Regions from separate parts of the Homo sapiens genome. Here region 2 is linked to region 1. The links are chromatin loops, found by intact Hi-C in ENCODE. Cell type or tissue: heart right ventricle. All regions are shown on one strand. Each heading gives the region's core, and the rest is flanking DNA. Links, peaks and the distances in the headings are about the cores only.

Evidence for each region. A loop is a pair of places that touch in the nucleus more often than their neighbours do. Peaks named below come from ENCODE experiments on the same cell type or tissue, not always from the same donor. Only the 100,000 strongest peaks of a DNase experiment are listed, where the experiment ranks them.
Region 2: it touches region 1 in a loop (2.8-fold over the local background); 10 of 110 quality-filtered maps call a loop at or near these places.

The regions. Positions count from the first base shown.
Region 1 is chr2:208,459,346-208,475,892 of GRCh38, reverse strand. It overlaps PTH2R (parathyroid hormone 2 receptor), which reads right to left. Exons shown (of 13, transcript NM_005048.4): 9 at 15,932-15,998. It also overlaps the pseudogene H3P9. Among named protein-coding and RNA genes, the nearest start is that of PTH2R, 61 kb to the right of the region's middle. In heart right ventricle, for the core only: CTCF peaks have their summits at 9,150 and 9,349 (motif pointing left); no DNase peak of the experiment used is centred there.
Region 2 is chr2:208,767,880-208,784,426 of GRCh38, reverse strand. The region is part of intron 3 of LOC101927960 (a long non-coding RNA gene); the gene reads right to left. It overlaps LOC105373857 (a long non-coding RNA gene), which reads left to right and starts at 10,731. Exons shown (of 4, transcript XR_007088063.1): 1 at 10,731-10,764; 2 at 15,529-15,588. It overlaps LOC105373856 (a long non-coding RNA gene), which reads left to right. Exons shown (of 4, transcript XR_007088062.1): 3 at 4,706-4,840; 4 at 4,926-5,322. In heart right ventricle, for the core only: no CTCF peak of the experiment used is centred there; no DNase peak of the experiment used is centred there.

The DNA of each region.
Region 1 (16,547 bases), core at 4,865-12,864:
TGATACAATGAGCAAACCCATGATAAACACCACAAACTGTTTATTGACCAGAAAGATTAGTTCTTAGCTTGGATACACAATGATGATGTGAGGCATGATGAAACAAACATCTAAAAGTAAGTAAATATATGCCAATAAAAAGTGACCTGAAAAAGAAAGAATCTCCACTGCCCCATATATTCCTAATACCCATCAACATCTCTAATGCAAACCACAAGGTGTCAGTTACGTTAGTTCTCTGGAGGGTTATTTAAAGGTCAAAATCTCTGCAATAATGTTGTCAGATAAACATTGGACAAGATATCCCCAAAATGCTTCCCAACTTGAACATTCTTTGATTCTATGAATTATTTTTATGGAGTTGCCAGAAAAGGAACTACTGCCTGAACTACTGCAAAAAATAAGCATATGAATTCTAAAGTCTCAATGAGTGCCAGACCCTAATTCCCTAATAGGTTTTATGGTGTGTTTGTTTTTTTAATGCCAGTTAAGGGTTGCTTTAAACACTGAGTTTAGGATTTTCTCTTTTATTACTCCTATTCTGTAAGCATAGCTTAGATGTATGTACTATAAGAAAGGTGACCCTGGAAGAAATTTCTATTATTCAAATATAAAAGATATGTCATTAAATTAGTTATACATTTACATTTTATGACAATATTTACCTTTTCTTGGTTCTTTAAAAAAAAGTTCTCCTTGTTGCATTTTCACATTTTAATTCAGCTAAGATGAATCAACTCATTATAAAGGAAAATATTTTGAGACTTTACAGCATCTCCAAAGAAATGGATTTAAATGAATGGAATATGTGGGACTAACTCTCATCAAATAGCAAAAACCATGGATTGCCATCACGCTTGCTGCCCAAGCTCACCAGCTGCTGCAGCACTGATCTCCTTCCATTACTCACATCAGCAGCTGACAGTTATTTACAGTTGTTACCATTTTAATAAAACTCTTTAATTCCTGTCTCTTTCTTAGAAGGTTGCATCAAGAGTACAGTCTCTCATACAGATGTCAGAATCAATCAAACAGGACTATGCACTTAAAGGTGAATAGTACCTCTCTTAGACATTTGCGTCTCCAAGCTAGTTCATCTTCTCCATCCATCATAACACCTCTAGAGTTTTCTTTTTAAAACCCAAATCTGACCCACTTACTAACCTGCTTAAAATATTTTGATGTCTCATCACAATTTTAAGGAAAATTCCAATGTGCTTTAGCATGACATGTGAGTCCACTCCCATCAAACTCCACAGTCTGATCTCCTGCATATTCTGCAGATGCATTGTTCCTTCCAGCCATAGAAAACATAACATGCCCACTTGGCATGGGCTAATCTCTATGCCGGGAAAACCCTTCTCTGCGCTTTACCTATTAAGTGATTTAGGTAAGTGATTTCTAGTCTTCCTTTATAATTTTAGTTCAAATCTCACCTTCTTGGTGTTTCCTTTATTAAGCCCTCCAGACAGAGTTTGGTGTTGTCTCTTCCCTATTCTGAACTTCATGATGGCGTCAGAAAGACTTGGATAAGCTTATATCACTACTACATGAACCACCATTTCTGTTACTACACCTCTACTATTACCACGCTACCACTAGTAGTAGTATTACTGCCGTATTATAGGCTACTATTTACTGAATGCTTTTCATAGGTTATATTAAGCCCTTTAATAATCTTACATAGTCCTCCTAATAACCCTATGAAGTAGATATTACAATATCCAATTTCCTTTTTAGAAAACTTCATTTTAAAAGGGGCTAAATCATAGTACAGTCAGCAACTGGTTAAGAGTTCACACAGGATTCATACACTTGTTCACACAACTACCAACCCTATAATAAAAACTATTATGAGTTGCACCTCCTCTGCTAATGACCTGTATGACCTTGGATATGAGTTTGACTGCTTGTAGACTAGTAAAGTTAGTAAGACTCAACAAAATCTAAGATACCCCCAGCTCCAAAACCCTATAATTCTAAGTCACATACTTCTCTGTGTGCCGGTATTGTCAGTTATAAAATTGAAACAATAATATGGATATATTTATGCCAGTTAACTATGAAGAAAACTATATTTTAAATGATTGTAAGGTACCTACATGTGGCATGCTTATCATATAATCTTATGATCCACTATAAGTAATATCATTAAATATATATTTATATTTTCATTCAGCCAATATTTCCTAGGCACCAATAAAGGTCAGGCATTCTAGGAAAATAAAAGAATAGATCATCCCTCCCCATGAGGAGCACACAGGGAAGACAGAGCTAGTAAGTAAAATGCAATACGGTACACTTCTAAAGTGTCTGATCACATGAAACACAACTAGCCTCCCACAACCATGTGAACACCCACTGCTTACACTGGCCAGGACTTTTGTGTAATTTCAGGTTTCATTGTTAAAGGAATTTGTCCAGTCCAGTGTTCTCCAAATAAGTCATTTAGGGTGCCATCATCATGATTTTGCCATATTGATATTATTTACCTACTATTGCCTACTTCATATCTTTCTTCAATCAACTTTCATTAAATTATTAAAATTCATATTTCATACCATTAAACATAAATAAAGAACCAGTAGAAGCTTTTATAAATAAAAGACAACTGTGAAATACATATGATGGAAACAAAAAGCCTTATGAAATGTTATCTAGATTGGGTTGCCTGTCTTACCTCCCCCTACCCCCAAAGAAAGACACCACACATGTGAGTGTTGTTCAAGACCAGGACCAAAATAAAACTTTCTCCTTGATGTGTTCAGAAGGGTTGGAAATGGACCAATATTCATATATGATTCAATAATGCTTAATGACCTTGCATATACCACCTAAGTCCTCTCATGCACCAGGGTATGTGCCCCTACATAAGGAAACACTGCTCTAGCTTAAATCCTATGGCAAGAAAGAGCAAAAACTGTGGGCTCTGGCATGGCATTACCTGGGTTTGACCTTGGCTTCAGCATTTTCTAAATGTATAACCTCAGGCAAGTTACATAACCTTTCTTGAACCCAAACTGGGAATAATAAAAATACCTACTTAAAAGTTATTTGAGGATTAATGCAAAAAAAGACTCTGAAATATGCTTGAAACAAAAACAGACTCAAACATTTATTCATCAGATGATTAATAAAATATAGGAGATTAACTTTGTTAAGAGACAAAGGAAGACTGTATTAGTCCATTTACATGCTGCTGATAAAGACATACCTGAGACTGAAAACAAAAAAAAGGTTTAATGGACTTACAGTTCCATGTGGCTAGGGATGCCTCACAATCATAACAGAAGGTAAAAGGCACATCTCACGTGGTGGAAGACAAGAGAAGAGAGCTTGTGCAGGGAAACTTCCCCTTATATAATCATCAGATCTCATGAGACTTATTCACTATCATGAGAATGGCACAGGAAAGTGACCCCATGATTCAGTTACCTCCCACTGGGTCCCTCCCACAACATGTGGGAATTCAAGATGAGATTTGGAGGTGAGGAACTTGTTGCGAACTGGAGCAAAGGTGACTTGTTATCTATTATCAAAGAGACTGGTGGCATTTTGTCCCTGCCCTAGAGACTTTTGGAACTTTGAACTGGAGGGAAATGATTTAGGTATCATTCCACCCCTGGACTCTCCCAAATCTCATGTCCTCACATTTCAAAAGCAATCACACCTTCCCAACAGGCCCCCAAAGCCTTAACTCATTTCAGCAACAGCTCAAAGTCCACATTCCAAAGCCTTATCCAAGACAAGGCAAGTCCCTTCTGCCTATGAGTCTGTAAAATCAAAATCAAGTTAGTTACTTCCTAGATAAAATGGGGGTACAGGCATTGGGTAAATACAGCCATTCCAAATGGGATAAATTGGCCAAAACAAAGGGGCTACAGGGCCCATGCAAGTCTGAAATCTACTGAAGTAATCAAATTTTAAAGCTCCAAAATGACATCCTTTGACTCCATGTCTCACATCCAGGTCATGCTGATGAAAGAGGAAAGCTCCAATGGCCTTGGGCAGCTCTGCCCTTTTGGCTTTGCAGGGTATAGCCCCCCTCCTGCTTCTTTCACAAGCTGGCATTGAGTGTCTGCAGCTTTTCCAGGCACATGGTGCAAGTTGTTGGTGGAGCTACCATTCTGGGGTCTGGAGGACAGTGGCCCTCTTCTCACAGCTCCACTAGGCAGTGCCCCATTAGGGACTCTGTGTGGCAGCTCCAACCCCCATTTCCCTTCTGCACTGCCCTGGCAGAGGTTCTCCATGAGGGCCTTGCCCTTGCAGCAAACTTCTGCCTGGACATCCAAGCATTTCCATACATTTTCTGAAATTTAGGCAGAGGTTTCCAAACCTCAATTTTTGACTTCTGTATACTTACAGGCTCAACACCACATGGAAGCTGCCAAGGCTTGGGGCTTGCACCCTCTGAAGCCATGGCCCAAGCTCTACATTGGCCCCTTTCAGCCATGGCTGGAGCAGCTGGGACACAAGGCACCAAGTCCCTAGGCTGCACACAGCACAGGGACCTTGGGCCTAGCCCACAAAACCACTTTTTCCTCCTAAACCTCCAGGCCTGTGATGGAAGGGGTTGCTGTGAAGACCTCTGATATGCCCTGGAGACATTTTCTCCATTGTCTTGGGGATTAACATTTGACTCCTTGTTACTAATACAAATTTCTGCAACCAGCTTCAATTTCTCCTCAGAAAATGGGATTCTCTTTTTTATTGCATTGTCAGGCTGCAAATTTTCCAAACTTTTATGCTCTGTTTCCCTTTTAAAACTAAATGCCTTTAACAGCACCCAAGTCACCTCTTGAATGCTTTGCTGCTTAGAAATTTCTTCTGCCAGATACCTAAATCATTTCCCTCCAATTCAAAGTTCCAAAAATCTCTAGGGCAGGAACAAAATGCCACCAGTCTCTTTGATAAAAGATAACAAGAGTCACCTTTGCTCCAGTTCCCAAAAAGTTCCTCACCTCTATCCGAGACCACCTTAGCCTGGATTTCATTGTCCACACCATTATCAGCATTTTGGTCAAAGCCATTCAACAAGTTTCTAGGGAGTTCCAAACTTGCCCACATTTTCCTGTCTGTGAACCCTTTGAACTGTTCCAACCTCTGCCTGTTACCCAGTTCCAAAGTCACTTAAACATTTTCAGGTATCTTCTCAGCAGTGCCCCACTCTACTGATACCAATTTACTTTATTAGTCTGTTTTCATGCTGCTGATAAAGGCATACCTGAGAATAGGAAGAAAAAAAAGGTTTAATGGACTTACAGTTCCATGCGGCTGGGGATGCCTCAAATCATGACAGAAGATGAAAGGGCACTTCTCACATGGCGGCAGATAAGAGAAGAGAGCTTGTGCAGGGAAACTCCCCCTTATATAATCATCAGATCTCATAACAAATTCACTATCACGAGAACAGCACAAGAAAGACCTGCCCCTATGATTCAATTACCTCCCACAGATCTCTCCCACAACATGTGGAAATTCAAGATGAGATCTGGATGGGGACACAGCCAAACCATATCAAAACATTTTGGTAAAGATAAAATTTGAGCAGGGCCTAGAAAGACAGTTTGATCACCTATCACTGGATGCTGGATGAAAGGATGGGTGAATGGGGAGAGTAACACAGCATGAAGGAAATATTTACATAAAGACAAATACCACAGTTCCTCCTTTTCTTTTCCCTAACCGGTAAATTCAAGATCTCAGGTTTCTGCTAGTACCATATAACTCTCCACACCATAATACTGGCATTCTCAAGGCCCTTTCATAAGTACCCAAGAGTAAGTCTGCTCAATTTCCCAATCTGTATTTTTGTGTCTCTGGTTTTATTTTGTTTCAGCTGTTATAGTGCCTCTTGGTTGACATCAGTGCAAATGCAGGTGCTTATGTCTCAGTCAGTGCCCCAGCTTGGTCAAAATGTATTGACTCAACCAATCTCACCTTTCCCACTTCTTTCAGGCCAGCTGTCCTGCCTGCAGCATCTCCTGCTCTTCAGGCTGAGCATCCCTATGCCTTCTCATGATGCTCCAGGAGGCCCAGAACCAAAACAAAGCATCACGTTCTTTTGTTAATTAGGAAATATTTCTCTTATATTTTGATCTTACAGGGAAGAATTAAAAAATCATCCTCAAATCAACATCAAGATGACACAGGTGTCTGATAAATGATTACATTTGGGGACATTTATTTTCAGAACAAAATTTAGTATTTTCCAATGACTCTAGTTCTCTTAAACATAATTTTAACACACTTTAACAAAACAGAAAACAACAATGCTATAATTATAGACCCTACAATTCCAAAATTAAGTGATTCCTTCCAAACTTATACTGCAGTCTATGGTTATCTCTAAAAATCAGTTATCTTGACATGACTTCTCCTGACTGCTCATACTTAACAAATTCCTTTACTCTCTTAAATTTAGTTTACCTCATATATTGCTTAGAAATTCTGACCATAATTTATCTAATTTTACTCCTAGATATACAAACATCAAATTAATAGAATCTACAGTATTATAATAGCCAAAGACAGAATTAAGTAAGGGATCTAATTTGGATTTCAAATTCTGGGCAAATAGTTTCTTTGTTAGCATATATGATGCATATATTTACTTAAAACCATGCCACATGTAATGCATGACTAAAAAACAACTTTATATCCTAAAATTAACCTATTTTTAAAACTATGCACATAGCTATATAAATGGAAAGATTTTTCCCATAAATTCAAGACACAGTTTGACAGGTTTTAGAAAGCAAGTGAAAAGAACATGGCCACAAAACACATGTTAAAGTCTGTTTCATCATACTAGTCGTGTGACCTATATCTGCGTGAGCTGTAGTTTTCTCCTCTAGAAATTGAAAAGATTGCATAAAATGAACTCACAAGTTCTTTAATTTTACTTGCTTTGTGCTCTTACTTTGCCTCTTTCCTCTTCCCAGTTCCCCATGATATCTATTTTATATGCATGTTTTGTTTTTCCAACAAGTATTTATTGAGTGGTCATTCTGTGCCAGGAAACTAGCTAAGCTCTAGGTATCATAAGTTTAGAAAAAAAATGGTTCTTGTTTACATAAACCTTGCAGTTCGGTGAAAAAGATGGACATTCAACAATGAAAGACATGATATACTGTGATGTTGAAAAGAAAAAGCCTTTCTGTGCCCTGTAGATTACAATTGGTAATCTAATTTAGATTGGACGGCATCAAGGTCACAAAGAAAAAGTAGTATTTCAAATGAGGCACAGAAGGAAGCACATTCCAACCTTCTAAAAGTACAGTGGGGCATGTAGAACAGCCCTGAGAAAAACACAGGCAGACAAGGTCAAGCAACTGACTGGAAAGCAACATAGCCAGGGTGTGGCATGTAAAGAGGCACAAGCATCAGTGAGCCATCTTTGCTGGATTATCAGAGATGTTAGATTTTATTATAAGTGCATGGAGTTCATTGGGTAGGGACATTGATGCTGAAGTCAGAACCCGGCTCCATCACTTAATATTGGGTATTCTTGGGCAGTTTCCTTATTTAGAGTTATTGGTCGGATTAGATACATTGATGTACATAAAACACTTAAAACACTGCTCAGTATATTGTAAGAACTATGTCGTGTTTGTTGTTGTTATTATTATCTTCATCCTTCCTGGCTTCACCACACAGAACAACTCAGAAGAAGGAGCACCACCCTCTGCACACATGGTGGTTAAGTTCTGGGCTTATTTCTCCCTTTACAGACAGGTTCTAAAGTAATATGAGGTATGTAGGCTTCATGGTCCCTAATAATGTGGCCTGAAATCCCAGGAGGAAAATATATAGGAGAGTTTTGCTGGAAATCACTGCAAGACCATTTCATTATCAGATTAGCCTAGAGATGTCAGCTGCTGCATAGGAGACGGTGTGAGGCCAAATACAAATTTAAAAATAAGAGTCTTCATTCTCCCTGTTGAAAATGGGGGAAGAGATTTCACTTTCCTCCTTTTTCTTAGAGCATTTACCTTAGAAAACTTGTATGTACTTTCTCATCTCTTTGAAATGTTTATAAATCCTTTTGAAGATTAGATAGGCCTTTGGTCAGCTTTATGGCCCAGGAATGTCTTTCGCAAGGACCTAGGAACCATCTTTTTGAAATGCTAACATCAAGAGAGATAGCATCCCTGTCTCTCAGTTTTTGTAGGATAGAAGCTTAACTTCTGTAGGCACCTATCTTGAAGTTGCAAAACTTCCTCCTGACATAAAGAAATGACAAGCTTGTTTTTCCTCCAATAAAGCTACTTAGCCACAACAGGTGGTCACCCCAATTACCAGGTAAAGTTAGGATGAATCATGTGTAGCATATAGTATTGTCAAGTCCCTTTTACTTGAGAACTAGTTATTGTGTCTCTTGAAAACGTGTATATAATGAGTTGTAACTGCTTGGCTATAAAAAGGAGTGAGATTTCTTTCTCTTTGCAATCTCTTAGCAGATTGCGTGTAGTGCACACCACATTCTGGTTGAGTAACTTAATACTAAAAGTGTTTTTCTTCTGTATTACCTTTGTGGAGAAGATTTTTAGGTTAGGAGAAGATTTTTGTATTAAATTATATTTCCCCAATAGTAGAAAGCTAGGGGGAAAAAAAAGAAAAGAAAAGAAAACTTGCTCCCACCATTTGTTTGCTATTATAACAAACAAATGCTGGATAATCTGACAAAAATTTTTTTAACTTTTTAAAATGCATCAGAGAACAAAGTTACAGGATGACCAATTAACCCGAAATTTAAGGAAAGTCTGACATCTCCAAGGAGGATGGAATGTAAGCACTTTCTTCCCTGGGACAGATGCCAAAAGCTAGCTGATAAGAAGAATTTGGCTGAAATGTTGAACAAATTGTACAAACAATGAACTATCCAAAAAAAATAAGAACAAAATCAATTTACAATAACAACAAAAAGAATAAAATACTTAGAAATAGGTACCAAAAGCACAGGCAAGAAAAACAAAAATTAACAAGCAGGATTGCATTAAACTAAAATGCCTCTGCACAGCAAAGGAAACAATCAATAGAGTGAAAAGGCAACCTGTGAAATGGTAGAAAATATTTGCAATATTTATGTATTTAATGTATTCAATAAAAATTAATGTATTCAATGAGGGGCTAATATCCAAATTATATAAGGAACTCAGACAACTGAATACCAAGAAACAACCCAATTTAAAAATGGGCAAAGGAGCTGAATAGACGTTTCTCAAAAGAAGACATACAGCTCTAGCTCACCAAGCCCAAGTGGAATGAGTTAGGAGGTCTCTATGCCATGCAGATTGCCCTCAAAGCAACCTGCAAAAAAACTACAAAGGCCAGTGTGCCATCTACTGGAGGGGTGAAGAAACTTCACCGTTAACAGGCTGGATACCAAGGCGCTTGGTGAAATTAGATGTTATCAGAAGTCCACTGAATGCCTAATCCATAAACTTTTCTCCTAGCATCTGGTGCAAGAAACTGCTAAGGACTTCAAAACAGATCAACACATCCAGAGCACAGCTGCTGGTGCTTTGCAGGAGAAAAGTGACGTCTATCAGGTTGGCCTCTCTGGAGACACCGAGCTGTGTGCAATCCAGGCCAAATGTGTAACAATTATGCCAAAAGACATCCATGCTGCATTCATGGAGAACTTGCTTGACAATCCACTATGATGGGAAACATTTCATTCTCAAAGAAAAAAAAATGAAAAGCTCTTCTTCCTTTTATTGGTATTTCTGAGCGTTAGATTCCCCCTGCCGCTGCCCCCATGGAGTCAAAAGGCACCTAAGTAAATGACTGTGAGTGAAAAAATAGGGAATAGAAATCACGTATTGGCAGTTTTTCCATTTTTGTTTTTGTGTGAATTTGTAATATAAATGCATGGAAACAAAGTATTAATGCACACCAAATGTTTCAGCTGAACAAGTTTCAGCAGTTCACCTTTATAGCAGTTATAAATAGACCTGTTAAATTTTTCTGAACAATGCCAGCATTTGGATTTTTAAAAAAAAAAAATTTCTTGACAGCAACTAACTGGTGTTTGTAGCACTTTTATCATACAGTAAATTCCATCCACTCACTATACTTTTCTCAGAAATCCTACATGCAAGTACATGTTTTTAATGTTGTTTTTGCACTGTTCCTGTCAGTTTGCTACCAAAATGCATTAAAATATTTTTTTAAAAAAAAAGGAGTTGGCCCTGCGGTGGCTCATGCCTATAATTCCAGCACTTTGGGAGGCCGAGGCGGGCGGATCACTGAGGTCGGGAGTTTGAGTCCAGCCTGGCCAACGTGGCGAAATCCCATCTCTACTAAAAATAAAAAAAATTAGCTGGGCATGGTGGCACGTGCCTGTAATATCAGCTACTCGGGAGTCTGAGACAGGAGAATCGCTTGAACCCAGGAGGCAGAGGTTGCAGTGAGCTGAGATCGCACCACTGCACTCCAGCCTGGGTGACAGAGTGAGACTCCATCACAAAAAAAAAAAAAAAAAAAAAAAAAAAAAAAAGACTTACAAATAGCCAACAAGTATGTGAAAAGTGATCATCATCACTAATTATCAGGGAAATCCAAATCAAAACCACAAGCTAACACCTCATACCTGTTAGAATGGCTTCATATGGCTGGGCATGGTGGCTCCCACCTGTAATACCAGCACTATGGGAGGCAGAGGCGAGTGGATTGCTTGAGCCCAGGAGTTTGAGACCAGCCTGGACAACATGGCAAAATCACATCTCTACAAAAAATACAAAAATTAGCCGGGCATGGTGGCACATGCCTATAGTCCTAGTTACTCAGGAGGCTGAGGCAGGAGGATCACTTGAGCCCAGGAGATCAAGGCTACAGTGAGCCATGATTGCACCACTGCACTCCAGCCTGGGTGACAGAGTGAGATCCTGTCTCAAAAAAACAAACAAACAAAGAATGGCTTAATGGCCGTTGGTAGTTCAAAAAGACAAAAGATAAATGTTAGCTAGGATGTGGAGAGAAAAAAAAATGTGTACCCTGTTAGTATGAGTGTGAGTAGGCACAGTCATTATGGGAAAAAGAATAAGGGGTTTTGTTTTGTTGCCCAGGCTGGTCTTGAACCCCTGGCCTCAAGCGAGCCTCCTGCCTATGTCTACCAAAGCACTGGGATTACAGGCATGAGCCACCATGCCCAGTCTATTCCCATTTTATAGATGGCAAAAGTGGACCCTGACTTTTTAAAACTTGCCCAAGCCTAGCCTGCCCAGTAAAATTTCAGCCTGCACATTCAACAGAAGGGCAGGCCTGGGATGCTAACAAAGACAGCCTGGCCCAAAATCTATGCTGTAACTACTGCGACACATTTGGCATCATTCCCAAGAAAGGGCAGACCTCCTTGGTCCTTCATACTGTGTCCATGTGCATCTCAAATGGGCTGGACAGACAAATCATGTACTGGTGTGGCAGAGCTTTCCCTGTCTTTACATCTTCACGCAGACCTGGAGAGAAGAGACCTCGGGCGCCCGTCAGGTTCACCACAGGGGTGCTAACTTACTGTCTGCCTGGTTTGCCAGCAAGTCACGGGGAAGATCATAGAATGTACTTAGGAAGACGTTTCTTTTTAATCAAATATTTATTGCATTTAATAACAGGACCTCACATAGGAAGAAAAAGTGAAAATAACATTATGTTATACTTTTCTCACCTCGTGTTTTATTGTGTTTGAATAGAAGGTGAATCATGGAATGGTTTACCTGGAAAATTACAAAAGTGAGAGCTTAATAACTTTTTCAAAATGTAAATATCGATTTCTCGATTATGAAGTAAAGCCTTCTGATACACCTAAAATGGAGAATACTAAAATGTTTAACAAAAGGGTAAAAATAAGCTCTACTCCTACCAACAAGAGTTAATAATTATACCATTTTGGGTAGATAACGTTATAGCCTTTTAAAAAATAGTCACACCAATGGTATGCCAGGTTTTATGGGATACAAGGAGAGTGGACATTCTGTAATCAGAAGTGCCTATGCACAAACAGAGAAGCAATCATGGTGTCATCCTAGGGGATCGTGGAGTCTGGGAAGCCAGATCATCCCTGGGAGTCCCCTCAGGTCTGAACAGCCACTTCCTGATATACAAGGTAGAATGTGTTAGCTTTATTGCTGTCCAGAAACCAACATTATTTTTATGACTTTATGGAGACATTTTTTAAGTTAATGTGTTGCAGGGAGTAGGAGAAATCTACCTGGAGTGTGGGCAAGTTATTAACACGTGAAAAGTAAAAATGATAATAGCTAATGCTTACAGCGCTGTGTGGCAGCCACTGTTCCTAATGCAGCCCAGTGATTAACTCTCGTAATCTACACTATTATTCCCATCTTTTAGATGGCAAAAGGGGATTGTGAGTTTAAATAACTTGCCCAAGGCCAGCCTGTACCATAAAATTTCAGCCTGCACGCTCAACAACAGGGCAGACCTGGGATGCTAACGAAGGCAGTCTCGCCCAGAGCCTATGCTGTAACCACTGTGACACTGTCAAGTGGTCAGAAAAGGGATGTCTGAAGAGGTTGTCCGTAAGCTGGGACCTGAAGGAAGAATGGACAAGCAGGGGGAACAGTATGGCAGGCATACAGAACAGCACAGGCAAAGGCCCTGAGGTGGGAACAGTGTAGCATGTTCAGGAAACTAAAGAAAGCCATTGTGTGGAGCTGAGGCAGCAGGAGGGAGAAGATGAGATGACATGAGATGGGGGAGGAAGAAGGGACCAGGTCATGGAAATGAGGAAAATGTGTATGCCAAGTGTGAAGGGACAGTGCTCAGAATTCCAAGCCCTAACTCTCTCAGCCCCATGTCCTTTCCACTTCATATCACTGTGGCTTAAACCCCCACCCAGCAGACACCCACAGTGGTTACCCACTGCCAGCTTCAACGAAGCCCTGAGATCTTTCCAAATGAAAAACCTGATTCCTTCACTTTCCAATGTCTAAACCTTTGGTTGTCATCCCTTGCAAGATTAGGTGTCAATTCTTTAGTGAGGCTTAGAAGCCCCTTCAGGGTCTGGCCCGGCCTCCTTTGCAGCCTCAGCTCTTGACATTATTCCACACCCACGCTCAACCTTGGCACAGACCATTGGAATGCTCTCGTACCACTTGCCAACCTGTGATGAATAAATTTCCCCCATTAATCACTACCACCTTTGCTCATGATTTTGTGTTTATTATTTACTTCCAATGCAGATATTAAATTAGTTTTTTTCCTGAATGTTAATCATGCTTACAGAGCTCTGGTCTTTGGCATTCTAAGTGAAATAATCACTGTCCTTGGAATCCAGGTTTTAAAACATATCAACTTGGGTTCACTGTGTATAATCCAAGCTCCTGGATTTCCAGGATTTCTGTGTGTGCTTCAAGTTGATCCTCTGAACCGGTGCCACTGGCAATCTAACTACCTGGTGTTACACATCACACAATTATCCACACAGGCCTTCCACATTCTTATTCCCAGGAGGGCCAAATCTCTCTCCTAGGAGCTCTATATTCTTGAGGTGTATCTTCTTGTCTCTTGAGATATTCCCCTCTTCTGAATTGAAAACTATACCTTGGAGCTTTTCATTATAATTCTATTTTTTCTTTCCTTTAGTTTTCCACTTGCTTTTTTAGTTTTTCTCCTTCTTAACTCAGCCTTCTCTAAATTATTGATTAAAATAAGTAAATTATTTATTTCAAATCCAATTCTTGACATTTTATGAAAACTTTCAGATACACTAGTAGATTGTGAGTAAGTTAAGAGCCTTCAAGGGAATTGTGATAACACTAAATTATAATAATGAAACAAAAAGGTAACTCTTAGTGAACAGAAAGATATTCTTGAGTCTCAGCTGTGATTTTTGAGATTAAATCAACTTCATAATATAGGAAAAGTACTTCAGAATTCTTAGCTTAGAACTGTCATAATTTTAGCTCAAGAAGATGAAAATGGCCTTCTACATTAATTTTCTTCAAAGTTTATTGAGTGTGCCATCACTTCTATTTCTCCTTCGCCAACAGCGAATCTTCAAAAGCCCTTTAATCACCTAGCTTTACTGTTTCACATTACAAGTTACAAATCTCAGAAAATAAATTTTTCATCCATGGTGATGATGTGAGTGACTTAGATCTGTAAACAAACTATAAAGCTTTGGATAAAAATCAGTCATTTCCATGGAAAATGCCCTAGGATTTCCTTTTCTCCACTGTCCTTTGCTTCAATTCCTGATAATTTTACAAGGATCTCTTGCATTTCAATAGGTCCTTCCTTTTCATCAAATGTAAAATCATATTTAATCATTATATAATCATTATATTAAAATGTGGGTAAAATTAAGAGCATTAATTAACTCTTATTGGTCAGTTTCAGTACAAGACACTGAAGGCAAAGAAAAAGTAACAAGATAAAGATTGTTCCCTTAAAAAGATAATAGTAAGATATGGAGAAGCAAACACACAGAGGAGGAACTAGAAAGGAGGAAAATAAAAGGCTTAAAAGTATAAATAAGGATTAAATACCAATGAGTGAAAGGGAAATCTGAGCAGTTAATTTTTATCTTTAAGTTCACTGATGTCTCTCAGGGATATAGTTACAGATCTAGGATTTTTTTCACTAAATTAATGTAGCAGCATTTGATTTACATTAAAAATTAAAATTACAGGTGTTTATACATTTAAGCCATGCATTCATCCATAATCGATTTTTGAGCTTCTCCTAGGATATATGGAATTGGGACCAATTTGTTAATAGGATGGTTTAGCAAGGATACAAAATAGCTTCTCTAAACGTGTTCTGTATTTTATTTCCGTCTCTAAACATTTATTTCAATGGGCTTCTAAACTGAAGATTCCTTTTGATCTCTCCTATTTTCTTTATGCATTTTTCCTATGAGGTAAATAAGCTTTTATCTGATTCTTTGGATGAGGTTACAATACCTCAACTACATTAATAGCTGCCCTTCTGACAAAGTAGGTGACACATTGTCCAAAAGAAAACAAGAAGAATATGAAACTGGGAAACAAAGAAAAACATCAAAATTAGTTAATAATCAAGTTGCTACATTGTTTTCTAATTTAACATTTATTATCAAGATAGTAATTATTTTTTTAAAATGCTTGTAATATGTATTACATACATGAACACCAGGAAAACACAAGGTGGTGTAATTTCTTCAACAACCCAAAAGAAGCTGATGCCTTAAAGTCTTCAAAGAAGATCAAGAGTAAACATTTTGATAAGTTTTATTAGATACAAAGAAGTGTGTGGTTTTGTTTTCCTTTGCAACACAGATGCAATGTGCATTGGAAATATTATAGGCAGATAAGGTCCAGTGCAACATGCATTGTGGTCTTTCTCCCTATTATTAGGTTAGTGAAAAAGTAATTGTGTTTTTTGCCATTACTTTCAATTCTATCTAATACCTATTAGATAGAATTATGTGGGATACTTCTTGGTATAAGATGTACTTAACTCCTTGGGGAAAGTATGCCAAATAAAAGATTTAGGGAATACTTTATACATCATATTACCATTCTTCTCTCTCAGTAATTTCTCTGTTTTCCTGCTATTCCACCTTTTCCTCCCTGTCACACTGACCTACTACCAGGTGATCAGAATGTTAAAGTGGTAAAATAATATCGTGGATGAAAAGGAGACATAGGGCCTTCCAACTCCCTAAACATATAAATGCTCATAGATATTTTGAAGTCTCGGAATTGACCCCAAGTGCTAGCTGATTAAAGGAAGGCTTTCTGCATGGATCTCAGTGTCAGTCACAATAAGGGTCTGATCTCTGTCCCAGACTCTCCCAATAGATGTTGCTGTACTTGTCAGTTTCTCAGATCTGTTGTAGAATGCAGTGACAGACACACTTTCTCTGGGTTTTAGCAGCAGGTTAATTTTTCATCCCTTTTTTAACTATACAAACTTTTAAACTTACCCCAATAGCTGCTAAGATCGGTGCTTGATAAATCCACTTGATGTCTCCAGCACTAAGTTCCCAGCACCTGAGACATTGAAAAAAAGCTGTCATGAATAAATTGGCAAAGCAAATGGGTAGTATTAAGTAGAATTTTAAGTTTTACCAAAAACTCCAACCCCACACTTCCAATTAAGAAACAAATAGACAAAGAAATCTTATCTTAAAACACCCAAGCCAGTGGGGGGAAAAAGTGTAACGGGTATTGATTTTCATATTATTAGCTACCCCTTGAAGATGAGTAGAGAATTATAAATATTAGTGAATTACTTTTATTGTGACGAGAGTCAACCATGTTTCCAGAGCCACAAAAGGTAATAGTCTTCTAAATGTCATACAACTGATACTTCACTTTTACTATTATTGGAATGAGCCATGATAATTTAAATTCACTGATAAAGAAAGTTCTCTCTCACAGACATTACAGCAATTCTATTTTACTTCAAAAATTGTAGAATCCTTACAATAATGCAAGTTATTCTTATTCATAGAAATGCAATAGAAAATGAACGCAAACTATTCCTGTCCATAGAAATGAAAATTAGCTATGATGTTCAGTGGAATGTAATTGATTAGT
Region 2 (16,547 bases), core at 4,992-12,991, 310 kb before region 1:
CTCACACACAGTGCACTGCACCCACTGTCCTGCACCCACTCTCTGGCACTCCCTAGTGAGATGAACCGGGTACCTCAGATGGAAATGCAGAAATCACCCATCTTCTGTGTCTCTCATGCTGGGAGCTGTAGATGGGAGCTGTTCCTATTCGGCCATCTTGGCCCCACCCCTCTTACCCCTGAGTTTCAATCCACATCAAATTGTCTTCAGAGTGCATTATGATCAAAAAGAAAAATTCTAAATTATTATTCTTATCTTTATTTGTTGGTAATTCTTTTTATTAGATACACATTAGGAATCAGCAGGCAAAGAAAGAAGTACAAATTTGAAAAGCACAGAATAGTGTTTGGGAGCATAGTGATAATTAAGAAATCAGATCTAGTAAATACTATATATATCAAGTTAGGAAACATTCTTCCTTTGAATGGCTAACCAGAAAAGAGGAAAATGCTATTCATCACAATCTGGTAACTACAGCTGACCACAGAATTCTGCCAAAACTATTTTCCAATTAGATAGATAGACATAGATATAAATGACTTAGATCAGCTACATGTAGATGATTATACAGAGACAGGTTGAGACAGAAATATAGGAAGACATATACAAAAAATTTCTGAAAAATATTCTAACTTCAAGAGGAAATACTGTGAATTTAAAATAAAACAACTAGGTTTATTAGGCTTCATACTAAGCAATAAAAATAGAAATTAAAAACAAGTAATTATAACATAATTTTATCACTTTACTGGTATGGGAGATAAAACTTTTAATTTTAAAGATTTTAAATCTGGAGCCCATTTTTTAGTGAAATTAAAAGAAAAATCTGTAGAACCTATTCCAAAGGACTTGTCTTGGAATTAAAATAATCTTGAGAAGAGTTTAGGGAAAATTATATGATGTGGTAAAACAAAATACAACAGGAGCAATAAATGCAAATGCCTACAAGAGCCAGGTGATTAAAGGAGTGAAGTAAACAAGGCATACAAAATAATCCTAAGTGGCTGAAAGTGGTGCAAACAGGAGCTGGACTGTCTCACCTCAAGGGGGTGGTAGTCATTTAGTTACACAACCCCAGCTAATGTGTTGTGGAAATACAGGCTCAAAGTTTTTCAGTCTTTATTAGAAACTAGAAATTCAGATTTATGCATGAGACCTCTTAGCTTTTTAAATGTTAGCAATTGTTGCCTACCCAGAATCCATTTTACCTCTGTTCTTCTCAACAAAATAAAGATTTGAGCCCAAAAAGCATGTAGAATTCTCCTAGTTATAATTATTGGTCCATGCCTAGGCATATAACCTAAATTGCCTAATGCAGGTAGATAGAACATTAAATACATGTTTATGCCACTTAATTCTAGACCTGAAGTTTGCCCTTCTTCTTGCCTTTTATTTGTATGAGATAAAATACATCTCTTATGGTCCATACCAGTTTAAAATGGTCATTTAAAATCATTAAAAAGATACAGCCACATACATCTAAAAAAAGTCAGAAAACCAGAAATTAGTGTAGAAGTCATCCCAAAGGACTTAAGCCTTGAAATAAAGAATCCATTCCAAAGAATTTAAGTCTTGGAATAAAATACTTCATACTGAATTTTTTCAGGTTAAAAATTGATCCCATTACTTTACACTTCAAACTACTTAACCTGAAATGCTTTGGTTAAAGGAAAAATATATTCAGCATATTATTCGAAAATATAATTTAATTACTCTTTAAAAATAAGTTTTCCTGGCTGGGCACGGTGGTTCACGCCTATAATCCCAGCATTTTGGGAGGCTGAGTTGGGCGGATCATCAGGTCAGGAGTTCGAGACCAGCCTGACCAACATGGTGAAACCCCGTCTCTACTAAAAATACAAAAAAATAGCCTGGGATGGTCGCACATGCCTGTAATCCCAGCTACTCGGAGGCTGAGGCAGGAGAATCACTTGAACCCAAGAGGCAGAGGTTGCAGTGAGCCGAGATTGCGCCACTGTATTCCAGCCTGGGGGACAGAGCAAGACTCCGTCTCAGAAATACATAAATAAATTTTCCACTGTTTCCTAACTCTTCAGACACCGTGTGTGTGTGTGTGTGTGTGTGTGTGTGTGTGATCACTTTTCAGGCCAAACAAATGCTTACATAGCAAAAAATAATAGCCCAGCACCTCTAAGGGTCTGAAATATCGATTACATAACATAAATTTTCTGACACATGGTTATATGAATAATTACAATTATGTTTTTTAATCCCTTCATGAACCATATGTAACAGGTAAAAATATGCTTGAATTTCTAATGATAAATCGGAAAATTATTCCTCACAATTTCCAGTAATATTAAAGCTTGTTTAGTCCAAGTATTAGGAGATTCTGCATACATTCATGAAAATAATCAAGATTTCCCTTGAAAAGGAGAAAACGAATGAATATCCATCTGGCTAGCACAGGTTCGGTACCATCTACTCTAAATAGCAACTCATGCATCATCTGAATTGCTTGTGTGTGCTTTATAAATTGTTTATAAAAAAAATTTGCAGGCTTCAACTTCAATAAGTTACCATAATAGAAACCCTTAATTCAGTTTCTTACAAATTCTCCTAAAAGTAAAAAATAAAAATAAAACACAAAATGATAACTCTTAACAGTGAAAAAGAAACTTCTGAATGTACATAGACCTTTATTCCAGAATCTGGAAAGAACTGACATTAATTGCAACATAGCTGGAAGACGATGGAGAAAGAAAATCTATCCACGTTTCAGTGAACAGAGTAGTCTGGCTTCATATCATGGAACAGTCAATCTATAAAAGTAGAAAATATTCTATATCTCTTCTACTATTAAAAATTGTGTGTTGTTACTTTTACCACTGTAAAGCTCTTTCATAAAGCATCATAAAGTGTCCTCAATCTCTAGCCTGCTAAATCTGTCACCAGTTTTAATGAGAAATTGGAAATCAGGGAAAAAAGCACATGCAACAAAGTATCTATTCTGCTGCAGTACATTTTAAGAGGTATTATCTTCCATTACTAAACACTACAGGATGATGTAAGTTAGGAAAAATCCTCAGTGCAGTACCCACCCCTGCCAACACACCCCGGGCCTGCCAAAACCAGCTTCCTTCATATTTGTTGCAAAGTGCAGGAAAGGGAGCTCTGAGAATTTTAGGATTTCATATATTGTATTGACTAAGAATGACTGATGATCTGAAACTCAGGGCTTTTAGAAGTACAACTGTAAGAAAAAAAAAATACAGGCAGCCAGAGATTGGAAATTGCACTAATTGGAAAAGATGTAACATCATTCATGCAGACACAAAATGGAAGCAAGGATAATCCATCCATATTGTCAAAATAATGTATTTGCAGACCCAAGTTCTTTGAAACTAAGTTTAAAAATAAGTAATACGTGCCTATAAAAAAATCATAATAACAGAACAGCATCTGGAAGATATCCTGTGGAATCAAACAAGCTGAGATAAAAAAGGACAAAACTGAAATAAGAGAGGAGCAAGAGAAACTTGAAATGCAAGAGTAGAAATATAAAATAAAGTACCCAAAATAAATAAGCAGGAGACTTGGAGTACAAAATCAAATCAGTGACAGGAAGAACAAAAAACAGATTTCTAAGAAAATAAAAGCAATAAAAACCACTAGAGAAAAAATTAGCAGTATGAAGTGCATATGCAGATATTTTGAAAAGAAAAAATAGAATGAATAGAAGATTTAAATTTTTCAAATAATCTTCAGAGTCAAAGCAAGACCTGTATGTACAAGCTGAGTTGGTTCATAGATTTTAGCAGGAAAATATTGATGAAATAAACCCACACCTAGACAAAATTTTTGACAAAATATTTGAGCTACAAAGAATAAAAGCAAAAATAAGCAAAAAGTCAGCATTATAAAAAGAAATTAACTACAAAAATGCAAATATTATGATGCCCTTTAGTATTTTCTCTGCAATACTGGATGCCAAAATACAATGAGAAAATAGTTACAAAACTTTGAATTTAAAAAGTTGCAACTAAAGAATTTTATAATCAATATCAGTTGTAACAAAATATTGGATTATTCATAGGTTTACACAAGATAATATTTATTTTTTAAAAAGTAAAGTACTTGAAGATGGTGTTCAACGGTACAAATAGAGAACCTTAGCAGCACAGTAAGTATTATAAAATAAAAACAACATGGAGAGAACAACAACCATTGGATGACTGGAAAAATTGAATAATTATATGATTATATGAGGGTAGAAGAGACAAAAAGATGAGGAGAAAAGATGTATTTCATAGAACCCCTACTAGTTAACAAATTTGGAGTTCATATACAAGTCAAGCAAAGACCATAAGTTAATGTCTCAGGAAAATAAAATGTGGAATGACCCTAAGTTATGTAACCCCTTAAAGGGAGTTGATATTAAAATAAATAAATTATATTTGCAAGATACTTGGAGACCTTCCCAAACACGATGTGATATGTAAAATACTGCAGAACTGGCTCAAAATCACATGTGGAGTATACCTATCTACCTCTCTTCTATATGCGTTTCCTTGAAAATAAAGAAAAAATTATAGTGTTTCTGTACTTATATGCCATATAATTATATTTATAGCATAATTTTTATCAAATTTTATATTACATATTTATAGATATAACTATATAATTATATAACACATGAAGTAAAATATTAAATAATTCTAACAACCCAAATGTACTTCAACAGGTGAATAATGAAACAAATGATGATACATCCACACCACAGAATCCTACTCAGCAAGAAAAATAAACTATTACTGCCTGCACAAATTGGATAAACCTCAAGGGAGTTACTCTGAGTGGAAAAAGCCAATATCAAAAGGTTATATTGCTATATCATCCCACCTCTAATACAGTTTTGAAATGGAAAAATTAATGAGATGGAGAAACAAATTTGTGGTTTCCAGGTTTCGGGAATAAAGGAGCAAGGAAGTTGGCAGCATCTACAAAATGATAGCACAAAGGAGCCCTGTGATGGAAGTGACCTGTACTTTGAGTGCAGTGGTGAGTCTACACATGCGATGATATTACACAGAATGAAGTACACACACCGCACACACGAATGTATGTAAAACTGGCAAAATCTGAATAAGGTCAGTGGATTTTATCTGTGTCAGTTTTTAAATTGTGATATTTTACTACAGTTGTATAAAATATGACCATTGGGAGAAACTAGATGAAGCTTTCATGGGAGCTTACGTGGCTTTGCATTTTTTCTTATAACTGCATGGGAATCTATAATTACGTCAAAATAAGAAGCTTATAAAGCAAATGAACATTAAATATTTTAAAAACAGGAATGCTGGCTTGTATCATAGTGTAAGTACTTTATCAGAGATACTCCTAAATATTTTACTTCATGTATTTAATTAGAATAGATCTTTGCATTAAGAAAGCAAGATTCACTTTAATGCTGCTTCTGAAAGTTGCTTCGTAGAGAGAGAGAATGGAATGAAACACATGGTACAGTCCTGTTTCATAATAGATTTCAAGGTACATTCTTTAAAGGTTATGTTAAAAGTTGATTGTCTTAAATCTTTATTTTATAAAGAGACTTTAAAATTTAAGTGATCATGACTTTTGCATATTTTATGTATATTACGGGAACATTTAACTAAAAACTTATGAAAGAATAAGAGATGTTCTAAATCACCAAGGCAGTTTTACGTGCTTTAGATTTTGCATTAATAGAGACACTTTAACCAAAGAGCATTTCATGTTTGTCTTTCCCTCACCTCCAGTTCTTCAATTTAATATGTGGTTACCCTCTTTTCAAGAGTTACAGTACCATTTTAAATTCCCATTAGCGTTGTAAAATGATCCAGTTTTTCCATATCCCGGTCAGCATTTAGGGTTATCACTGTCGTTTTATTTTAGTCATTTTGATAGGTGTATTAGTGACATCTCATTGTGGTTTTAATTTTCATTCCTTTAATAACTAATGATATTGAGTTTCTTTCATGTGCTTATTTGCCAGATCCTTGGTGAAATGTCTCTTCAAGTCTTTTTCCCATTTTCTGGTTAAATTGTTTCCTTGTTTTATTGTTGATTTTTGAAAATTCTTCATATATTCTAGATACTAGTTCTGATATGACATTGTAGCAATATCTATAACATGTCTTCTGCCATGCTACAAAAAGCATGTTATTACTTATCTTTATTGGTTAGAAATGAGAGGCTACATCAAATGATATTTCTGGTTCTAGATCTTTGAGGAATAGGCACACTGTCTTCCACAATGGTTGAACTAATTTACACTCTCACCGACAGTGTAAAAGCATTCCTATTTCTCCACATCCTTTCCAGCATCTGTTGTTTCCTGATTTTTTAATGATTGCCATTCTAACTGGTGTGAGATGGTACCTTATTATGGTTTTGATTTGCATTTTTCTAATGACTAGTGATGATGAGCTTTTTTTCATATGTTTATTATACCCAAAGGATTATAAATCACTCTACTATAAAGACACATGCACACATATGTTTATTGCAGCACTATTCACAATAGCAAAGACTTGGAACCAACCCAAATGCCCATCAATGATAGACTGGATAAAGAAAATGTGGTACATATACACCGTGGAATACTGCACAGCCATAAAAAAGGATGAGTTCATGTCCTTTGCAGGGACATGAATGAAGCTGGAAACCATTATTTTCAGCAAACTAACACAGGAACAGAAAACCAAACACCACATGTTCTCATTCATAAGTGAGAGCTGAACAATGAGAACACATGGACACAGAGAGGGGAACATCACACATCAGGGCCTGACCATGGGTCGGGGGCTAGGGGAAGGATAGCATTAGGAGAAATACCTAATGTAGATGGCGGGTTGATGGGTGCAGCAACCCACCATGGCACGTGTATACCTATGTAACCAACCTGGATGTTCTGCACATGTATCCCATAACTTAAAGTATAATTAAAAAAAGCAAAAATAAAACAAGAAATGAGAGGCTAGAAAAGGAGGCTCCAAAACTTAGATAATGGCTTTCATTCATAATGCTCTTTAAATGGCTTTGGTTTGGCAAAATAAAATGTAACTTATTTTATTTTATTTTTGTCTTCTGATTGCTACCAGGCACTCTTCGGTGCTGAAGGACATAGCAGCAAACAAGTTAAATTTTTTGTTTTTATGAAACTTATGTTCTAGAGAGAGAAGATATCAAAACAAATCAACAAATAAGTGCATAATGTTAGATGGAGATGTGCTATAAATAAAAACAAAGTGAGATGATGTGAACACAGAGTGAAAGTGACACTGTTTTATAGAGGGTGGCCAGGAGTGATGTTTCTGATAAGGTGATAATTGAGTGGTCCTGAAGGAGTGAGAGAATGAGTCATGTGGGCTTGGGAAGGAAGGACAGGACCTTGTTGCCAGGACCTTCTCTGTGCTGCTATCCTGCTTGAATTTGAGAAACAGCAAGGAGGTAAGCACTCGTACTTGTTATAATTCAGGGGAGAGTGGATGGTATTCTCAACTAGGACAGTGGTAGAGATGGAGTGAGAGGTAGCTAGCTTCTAAATATACATGGAAGGTGGATGGGACTTGCTGGTAGTTTGAGTACGTGGCATAAGTGAAGTTAGCAAGATGGAGACTATTGATGGACCTTGACAAGGGCAACTTCATTGGAGTGGAGGAGAGAAATTGGGGCTGTGAGGATAAACAGCTCTTGTAAGAAATTTAGCTATAAATAAGATCTTTTTACAAATGTAAGTCAATTTTTATTGCCATTTATGCAATTATCTATGTTGTTTTTCTTTGATGTCCAGTGATTTTTTAGTATATGCCAAATTCCCCTATTAAACATGCTAGAATTTAATTATTTCTATTTTAAAACATTAATCTATTTACAGATTCTTGGCTAGAACTACAGTTTTAATGGTTGTTTTATAATGTATTTTAATATGTGGTAAAGCAAGTTTCTTATCCTTTTCTTGTTACAAAGTTTCCTTTTATATTCTTTTACCCACTTATTCTTCCAGATGAAGTTTAGAAACATCAAGAGTATTTTTAAAAAGAAATTATTTTAAAATTTTGATTAAAAAATATTTCCATCCCAAACTCATTTTTAGAAAAAAAAAATCTTTGAAATATTCTTTTTTTAAATTTTATTATTATTATACTTTAAGTTTTAGGGTACATGTGCACAATGTGCAGGTTAGCTACGTATGTATACATGTGCCATGCTGGTGTGCTGCACCCATTAACTCGTCATTTAGCATTAGGTGTATCTCCTAATGCTATACCTCCCCCTTCCCCCCACCCCACAACAGTCCTCAGAGTGTGATGTTCCCCTTCCTGTGTCCATGTGTTCTCATTGTTCAATTCCCACCTATGAATGAGAATATGCGGTGTTTGGTTTTTTGTTCTTGCGATAGTTTACTAAGAATGATGATTTCCAATTTTATCCATGTCCCTACAAAGGTCATGAACTCATCATTTTTTATGGCTGCATAGCATTCCATGGTGTATATGTGCCACATTTTCTTAATCCAGTCTATCATTGTTGGACATTTGGGTTGGTTCCAAGTCTTTGCTATTGTGAATAGTGCTGCAATAAACATACGTGTGCATGTGTCTTTATAGCAGCATGATTTATAGTCCTTTGGGTATATACCCAGTAATGGGATGGCTGGGTCAAATGGTATTTCTAGTTCTAGATCCCTGAGGAATCGCCACACTGACTTCCAAAATGGTTGAACTAGTTTACAGTACCACCAACAGTGTCAAAGTGTTCCTATTTCTCCACATCCTCTCCAGCACCTGTTGTTTCCTGACTTTTTAATGATTGCCATTCTAACTGGTGTGAGATGGTATCTCATTGTGGTTTTGATTTGCATTTCTCTGATGGCCAGTGATGGTGAGCATTTTTTCATGTGTTTTTTAGCTGCATTAATGTCTTCTTTTGAGAAGTGTCTGTTCATGTCCTTCGCCCACTTTTTGATGGGGTTGTTTGTTTTCTTCTTGTAAATTTGTTTGAGTTCATTGTAGATTCTGGATATTAGCCCTTTGTCAGATGAGTAGGTTGTGAAAATTTTCTCCCATTTTGTAGGTTGCCTGTTCACTCTGATGGTAGTTTCTTTTGCTGTGCAGAAGCTCTTTAGTTTAATTAGATCCCATTTGTCAATTTTGGCTTTTGTTGACATTGCTTTTGGTGTTTTGGACATGAAGTCCTTGCCCATGCCTATGTCCTGAATGGTAATGCTAGGTTTTCTTCTAGGGTTTTTATGGTTTTAGGTCTAAGGTTTAAGTGTTTAATCCATCTTGAATTAATTTTTGTATAAGGTGTAAGGAAGGGATCCAGTTTCAGCTTTCTACATATGGCTAGCCAGTTTTCCTAGCACCATTTATTAAATAGAGAATCCTTTCCCCATTGCTTGTTTTTCTCAGGTTTGTCAAAGATCAGATATTTGTAGATATGCGGAGTTATTTCTGAGGGCTCTGTTCTGTTCCATTGATCTATATCTCTGTTTTGGTACCAGTACCATGCTTTTTTGGTTACTGTAGCCTTGTAGTATAGTTTGAAGTCAGGTAGCGTGATGCCTCCAGCTTTGTTCTTTTGGCTTAGGATTGACTTGGTGATGTGGGCTCTTTTTTGGTTCCATTCCACTTCTGTGAAGAAAGTCATTGGTAGCTTGATGGGGATGGCATTGAATCTATAAATTACCTTGGGCAGTATGGCCATTTTCACGATGTTGATTCTTCCTACCCATGAGCATGGAATGTTCTTCCATTTGTTTCTATCCTTTTTATTTCCTTGAGCAGTCATTTGTAGTTCTCCTTCAAGAGGTCCTTCACGTCCCTTGTAAGTTGGATTCCTAAGTATTTTATTCTCTTTGAAGCAATTGTGAATGGGAGTTCACTCATGATTTGGCTCTCTGTCTGTTCTTGGTGTATAAGAATGCTTGTGATTTTTGTACATTGATTTTGTATCCTAAGGCTTTGCTGAAGTTGCTTATCGGCTTAAGGAGATTTTGGGCTGAGACAATGGGGTTTTCTAGATATACAATCATGTCATCTGCAAACAGGGACAATTTGACTTCCTCTTTTCCTAATTGAATACCCTTTATTTCCTTCTCCTGCCTAATTGCCCTGGCCAGAACTTCCAACACTATGTTGAATAGGAGTGGTGAGAGAGGACATCCCTGTCTTGTGCCAGTTTTCAAAGGGAATGCTTCCAGTTTTTACCCATTCAGTATAATATTGGCTGTGGGTTTGTCATAGATAGCTCTTATTATTTTGAGATACATCCCATCAATACCTAATTTATTGAGAGTTTTTAGCATGAAGCGTTGTTGAATTTTGTCAAAGGCCTTTTCTGCATCTATTGAGATAATCATGTGGTTTTTGTCTTTGGTTCTGTTTCTATGCCGCATTCCATTTATTGATTTGTGTATATTGAACCAGCCTTGCATCCAGGGATGAAGCCCACTTGATCATGGTGGATAAGCTTTTTGATGTGCTGCTGGATTTGGTTTGCCAGTATTTTTTTGAGTATTTTATTTGAACATTTTTGCATCAATGTTCATCAAGGATATTGATCTAAAATTCTCTTTTTTGGTTGTGTCTCTGCCAGGCTTTGGTCTCAGGATGATGCTGGTCTCATGAAATGAGTTAGGGAGGATTCCCTGTTTTTCTATTGATTGGAATAGTTTCAGAAGGAATGGTACCAGTTCTTCCTTGTACCTCTGGTAGAATTCGGCTGTGAATCCATCTGGTCCTGGACTCTTTTTGATTGGTAAGCTATTGATTATTGCCACAATTTCAGAGCCTGTTATTGGTCTATTCAGAGATTCAACTTCTTCCTGGTTTAGTCTTGGGAGGGTGTATGTGTCGAGGAATTTATCCATTTCTTCTAGATTTTCTAGTTTATTTGCGTAGAGGTGTTTGTAGTATTCTCTGATGGTAGTTTGTATTTCTGTGAGATCGGTGGTGATATCCCCAGCTGTGCACTCTGTATATGAAAAACCGTGAAAATGTACTTACTAAATGACCAAAGAGGTCTTAATGAGTAGAAATAGAAAGCACAAATTTGAATATAAGAATTGAATATTTTTATTTTAATAAAAAATAAAAATATTTTTAATAAATTTAAATAATTTTTAAAAAATTTAATAAAAAATAAAAATATTTTTAATAAATTTAAAAATTTAATAAAAAATAAAAATATTTTTAATAAATTTAAAAATTTAATAAAAAATAAAAATATTTTTAATAAATTTAAAATTTTAAAAAATTTTTAATAAATAATATTCAATTCTTATATTCAAATTTGTGCTTTCTATTTCTACTTATTATGACCTCTTTGGTCACTTAGTAAGTACACTTTCACAGTCTTTCATATACAGAGTGCACAGCTGTTTTAAATTTTTTGCTGTGTTTGTTTCTTTTGTTAATAGTATTTTAGAGTATATGTTCTAACTGGTAACTGCCTAAACTCAGAAAGGTTATTGATGTTTGCTACTGATTTTTAATCTGGCCAAATTATTGAATTCTTTTGTTTTAATATTCTTATAGGAGATTCTATTGGCTACCCTATGTGGACAACATTACCTGCAAACAGCAATATTTTTCTTTGTCCCTTGAAGTAGTTTTACCACTTAATTTTATTTTCTTCCTAATTACATTGCCTATAAATTATTGTTGTTGTCATATAAATCTGTTTTAGAAACATATAGTTTTCAATGTCCACATCTATACACTCGATTGATTTCATGGCTCAACTCTAATTCTTGAAAACTATATTTTTAAAGATTTTGGTTTTGATCCAGAAGTACCTCAGGTAAATATTTGACTTTTGACTATTTCTGTATATTTGTTGTTTTTTAAAGAAAAAGATAAATTTTGGAGATCTACATATCTGAGATTGACTGACGTTTTTATTTGCTCTCACAGATGAATGGCTACTAGGCTAATTATAAAATTCTTACTGTGGTTAATTCTACATTATATATGTATGCAGGATTATCAAATGTAGAGTTGTAATGTAACTAAAAATATTATGTTTCCCACGGGCATTTTTTTCTGTCTGGTAGGAATACTGGGGGAAATACAAATTAAAGAACCAGATCACTGATTTCTAGGAATAAGTCCCAGGAAGTGGTGTTCAAACTTTGCAGGCAGTTTTAAAATATATGAGCCCAAATGCATGGTGGTGCATGCCTGTAATCCCAGCTACTCAGGAAGCTGAGGCAGAAGAATTGCTTGAACCCGGGAGACGGGTGTTGCGGTGAGCCGAAATTGCACCATTGCACTCCAGTCTGAGCAACAAGAGCCAAACTCTGTCTCAAAAAAAAAAAAAAAAAAAGGCCCATTTTACAACATTTATCTCTCATTCATTTTGAGTTAATTTTTAAATTGCATATAAAATACCCATCCAGATTTATTTTTTCATTTGGATGTTCAGTTGTTCTTTTATTATTTGCTGAAAAGACTAACCGCTCTCCTTTGAATTGTCCTTGTCCTATGCATTTTATAGATTGTTTTGAATGGAATTTCCCTTCTATTTTTAAGTTGTTTTTTATTAATATGTAGAAAAGTATATATTTTGTATTAGACCATTTTGATGAACTTCCTTATTAGTCCTAAAATATTTTTACCTGTTTCTTTTAAATTTTTGAGGAAAATGGTAATGTGGTATTTAAATTATAGTAGTCTTTTTCTTTTCAATATTGACGCCTCCTATTTTATTCCTTCACTTATTGCGTTGGCTAGCTAAATCAAAATGGTGATTTCAGGAATCACTAACTTAGGGAATTTGATGAACTACTTCACATAGTTCACATTTACTGGTTTGTCCGATTCCTGTTGAATATAATTTATAAGGTTATTGAAGTGTTCTTCTAATCCTGGTTTGCTTAGAGTTTTAATTGGGGTTTTTTTCATTTATCTATTTATTGAATAATAAACTTATGTTGAACTTTTTAAGTTTTGAATAAACATAACTCATTCAAAATAATCTTTTAATATACTACTTAATTTAATGTTTAATATTTTATTTTTAGTTTTTACATCTATATTCATAGGTGATATAGATATTTGATTTTTGTATTGGTTATCCTAACTTCCTGAAATGTGTTGGGAAATTTTCCTCTATTTTTGCTTTTGCTGGTTTTATTTTTTCACCTAAATTTATTCTGTCTTGCACTATTTATTGAAGTGATTTTGCAGGAGGATCTCTAGGTCAGCATTTTTATTAGAAGCATTCATGTTGTTGTATATAACTGTGCTAAATTTGTTTTCATCACTGCATAAAATTTGATTGTGTGAATACACAGCAATTTGTAGACATCTTCTCCTCTTGATAGACATTCAGATTAATTTCAATTCGGAACTGTGATAGTTCAGAGCTATTTCTGTTCTGGGCTATTGCAAATAATGTTTCCATAACATTCTTTTGCATGTATTGTGGTTTACATACGCAAGAGTTCCTCCAAGGTACACACACATACTCTACAAGTGAAGTAGCTGGTTTGCAGAATATGCAAACCTTCCAGCTTTCCAGATAACTCCAAAATGTTTTCAAAACGACTCTACTAATTTATATTATCACCAGCAGATATGAGTTTCTGTTGTCAACATTCTTGTCCCAACTTATTTTGTTGAGACTTTCCTTTTTACCAATCTACTAGGTAAGTGGTAATATCTGATTTTAATTTTCTTAATAGGATTATCAGTGCTATTGAGAATTTTTTGGTATGTTTTGTTATCCTTATTTCTTAAAGGATCATAGATTTGCCATGCATTAGCTTTTCATCCCTGTAGAAAGGATAAAAAGAGCATAAATTTAGAAAATTGACAAGTTTGGTTTCAGATCCTGACACTGATTTTTATTAAAAAGAACGACTTACTGTTTTCTATGAGGTTATGAGAGCAAAATTATTCAGAGTGAAAAAAAAGACACAAAGGAGTACAATCTGTGTAGTCTCATTTACATTATGCTGTAGGAAAGCTGAATTTAGCTTTGGGGATTTTTTGGAGGATTAATGTGTATAATGTATATAATGACATCAAGCACAAAACCTGATCCATATTAGAAGCTGAATACATGTCCCTCTACCTCCTTTGCTTTCTTTTTCTTTGGTTGCTGTGTATGACAAATATCAGACACCTGTATAGTTAATATCTGACATCTGTGCAGTTAATATCTGTTATCTGTGTAGTTAATATCTATCACTGCTTGCTATCTGCGTGACACAAAAAAAAGTAGACTTAATTTACATGTGCTATTGTTTTATGTGGATTTTAAAAACTTTAGGTTGATTTTGAACAAGGAAACATCTTTGGAAACAGGATGTCTCTTATTACTAATTACATATCTGGAGAAATACGATTTCACATTAAATATATAGTCCTGATTTTTAAATAATTTATTTACATTGTGGTTCCTTGGGATTAATTATACAAAGCTGGGCCAACCCAGTCATTCAACTACTTTCTACTTATAATGAGACAAAAATTCCTATCAACTTTCCAATTTTTCTGATTTTTAGGGACAGGGTACTATGATTTATGAATATCCCTAGTCATGCCTATGTCAGTTAAACACACATACCCATATGACACAGAAAGCTTAGGTTGTTTGTTAGAGAACAAAATTAATAAATCCAAAAGCTGGAAATATCCTCTTGCTTGTTTTCATTTCTTATGCATAAATTACAAACAAAACCTAACACCTTTGGAATGTTATACCACTAATGGAAATATCTTTGGGGAACAAGAAACATCAAATCATATAAAGGTGCTTCTGAGAAACATCAAATCATATAAAGGTGCTTCTGAAAATCAGCATTCATTTTGAGATTTAAGGCACATTTTTTAAAGCTAAATAATACTTATAATTATTAAGTTAAGTTTGGTCAGATATATAAATCATGCTGTTTATTAAATTATAAATATAGAGAGCTTATTTTGAATTTCTCACTTCAGGAAATCATTTTCACTGTGTTATAAATAAGAACTCAGAAATTGGGGTGTGTCCACACACCTCTGTCATTACTAAAGGAAAACTGAAACTACATTCCCTATCTATTAAGAAAAATGTTGGTCTGATAGAGGAAAATAGTCCATGTTACTAAAACTAATTTCAAAATAACTCAAGGTCTTTACTGTTATTTCCTGGAGAAGACAGGACCCAGCAACACTAATTCAAGTACCCACTCTTCTCTACCTGTCCAATGCCCTACTTGATCTTCTCCATTCAGATTCTGTCTCCAGCTCTAAGACTCCTCAGTCCTCATTCCTCTACCTTCTTTGTTTTATGCACTTCTGTTCACACTTTCATGTACTTCCCTTCACACATTTGTGATCTTTTATTCCAAAAGTCAAAGAACATGTCTGGAAAGGCAGAATGATTTTGGAAGTATGAGAGGATAGGACAATCTAATCGAGTTATATTAAATTCTCATGCTAAGAATGTAATACAACACACTATACACATACACACACACACACACACACTCACAAGAAATCTGCCATTTATTGAGTACTTGCTGTTTGCCAGATGCTGTGGGGACCTGTTAGCATCTTCTGTGTCATCTCATCCTCATGGCAACCTTGTAAGGTAGGTGTATTAGTCTGTTTTCACACTGCTGATAAAGACATACCCTGAGACTGGGTAATTTATAAAGAAAAGAGGTCTAATTGACTCACAGTTCCACATGGCTGGGGAGGCCTCGCAATCATGGTGGAAGGCAAGGAGGGGCAAGTCACAGATTACCTGGTGGCAGGTAAGAGAGAACTTGGCAGGGAAACTCCTCTTTATAAAACCATCAGATCTCATGAGACTTATTCATTATCTGGAGAACAGCATGGGAAAGACCTGCCCCTATGATTCAATTACCTCCCACTGGGTTCCTCCCACAACATGTGGGAATTGTGGGAGCTACAATTCAAGATGAGATTTGGGTGGAGACACAGCCAAACCATAAGAATAGGTAATATTTCCATTTCATGGAGGAAGAAACACCCACAGAGATGTTTCTGAATTGCTGTGGAACAGAAAAAACTAGTTAGTACTCAAGCTGTGTGACTCTCAAGTCCATATTCTGAGCCACTCTGCTCTGCTTCTTTTCTAATGAAATGCTATGTAAATATGAACCTTTACATTTTGAAAGCATTCTCACCTTAGTACAAATAATTGTAAGAAAGGTAAGATACATTCCTTTAAAGGTTAATCTGATTCTTGAAAAGAGTCAAACCTTGTTGGAGCCAAGATTATGTAATTAGGTAGTCACCACACTGGGTGCTATAGTTTGGGGTAAGAAGGAAGATATGGATTCAAAATAATGAGACAGAATTTCCATGTATTTATAAAATTGAGTCAGTAAGTACTCTAAGTCATGGTGCAGTTGATCCCTTTCTTGGGAGTCATTAAAACAATAGTTCAAATCTAGATTCGAGAGTACACATATCAATAGCACATACAGTTGTTTTTTTATAGGTAATGAAAAATTATGACATTAAAGGTGATTATTCTTGCAATGTTCTTAGCAGAGTATTAAAGTACTAAGAATATAGTGA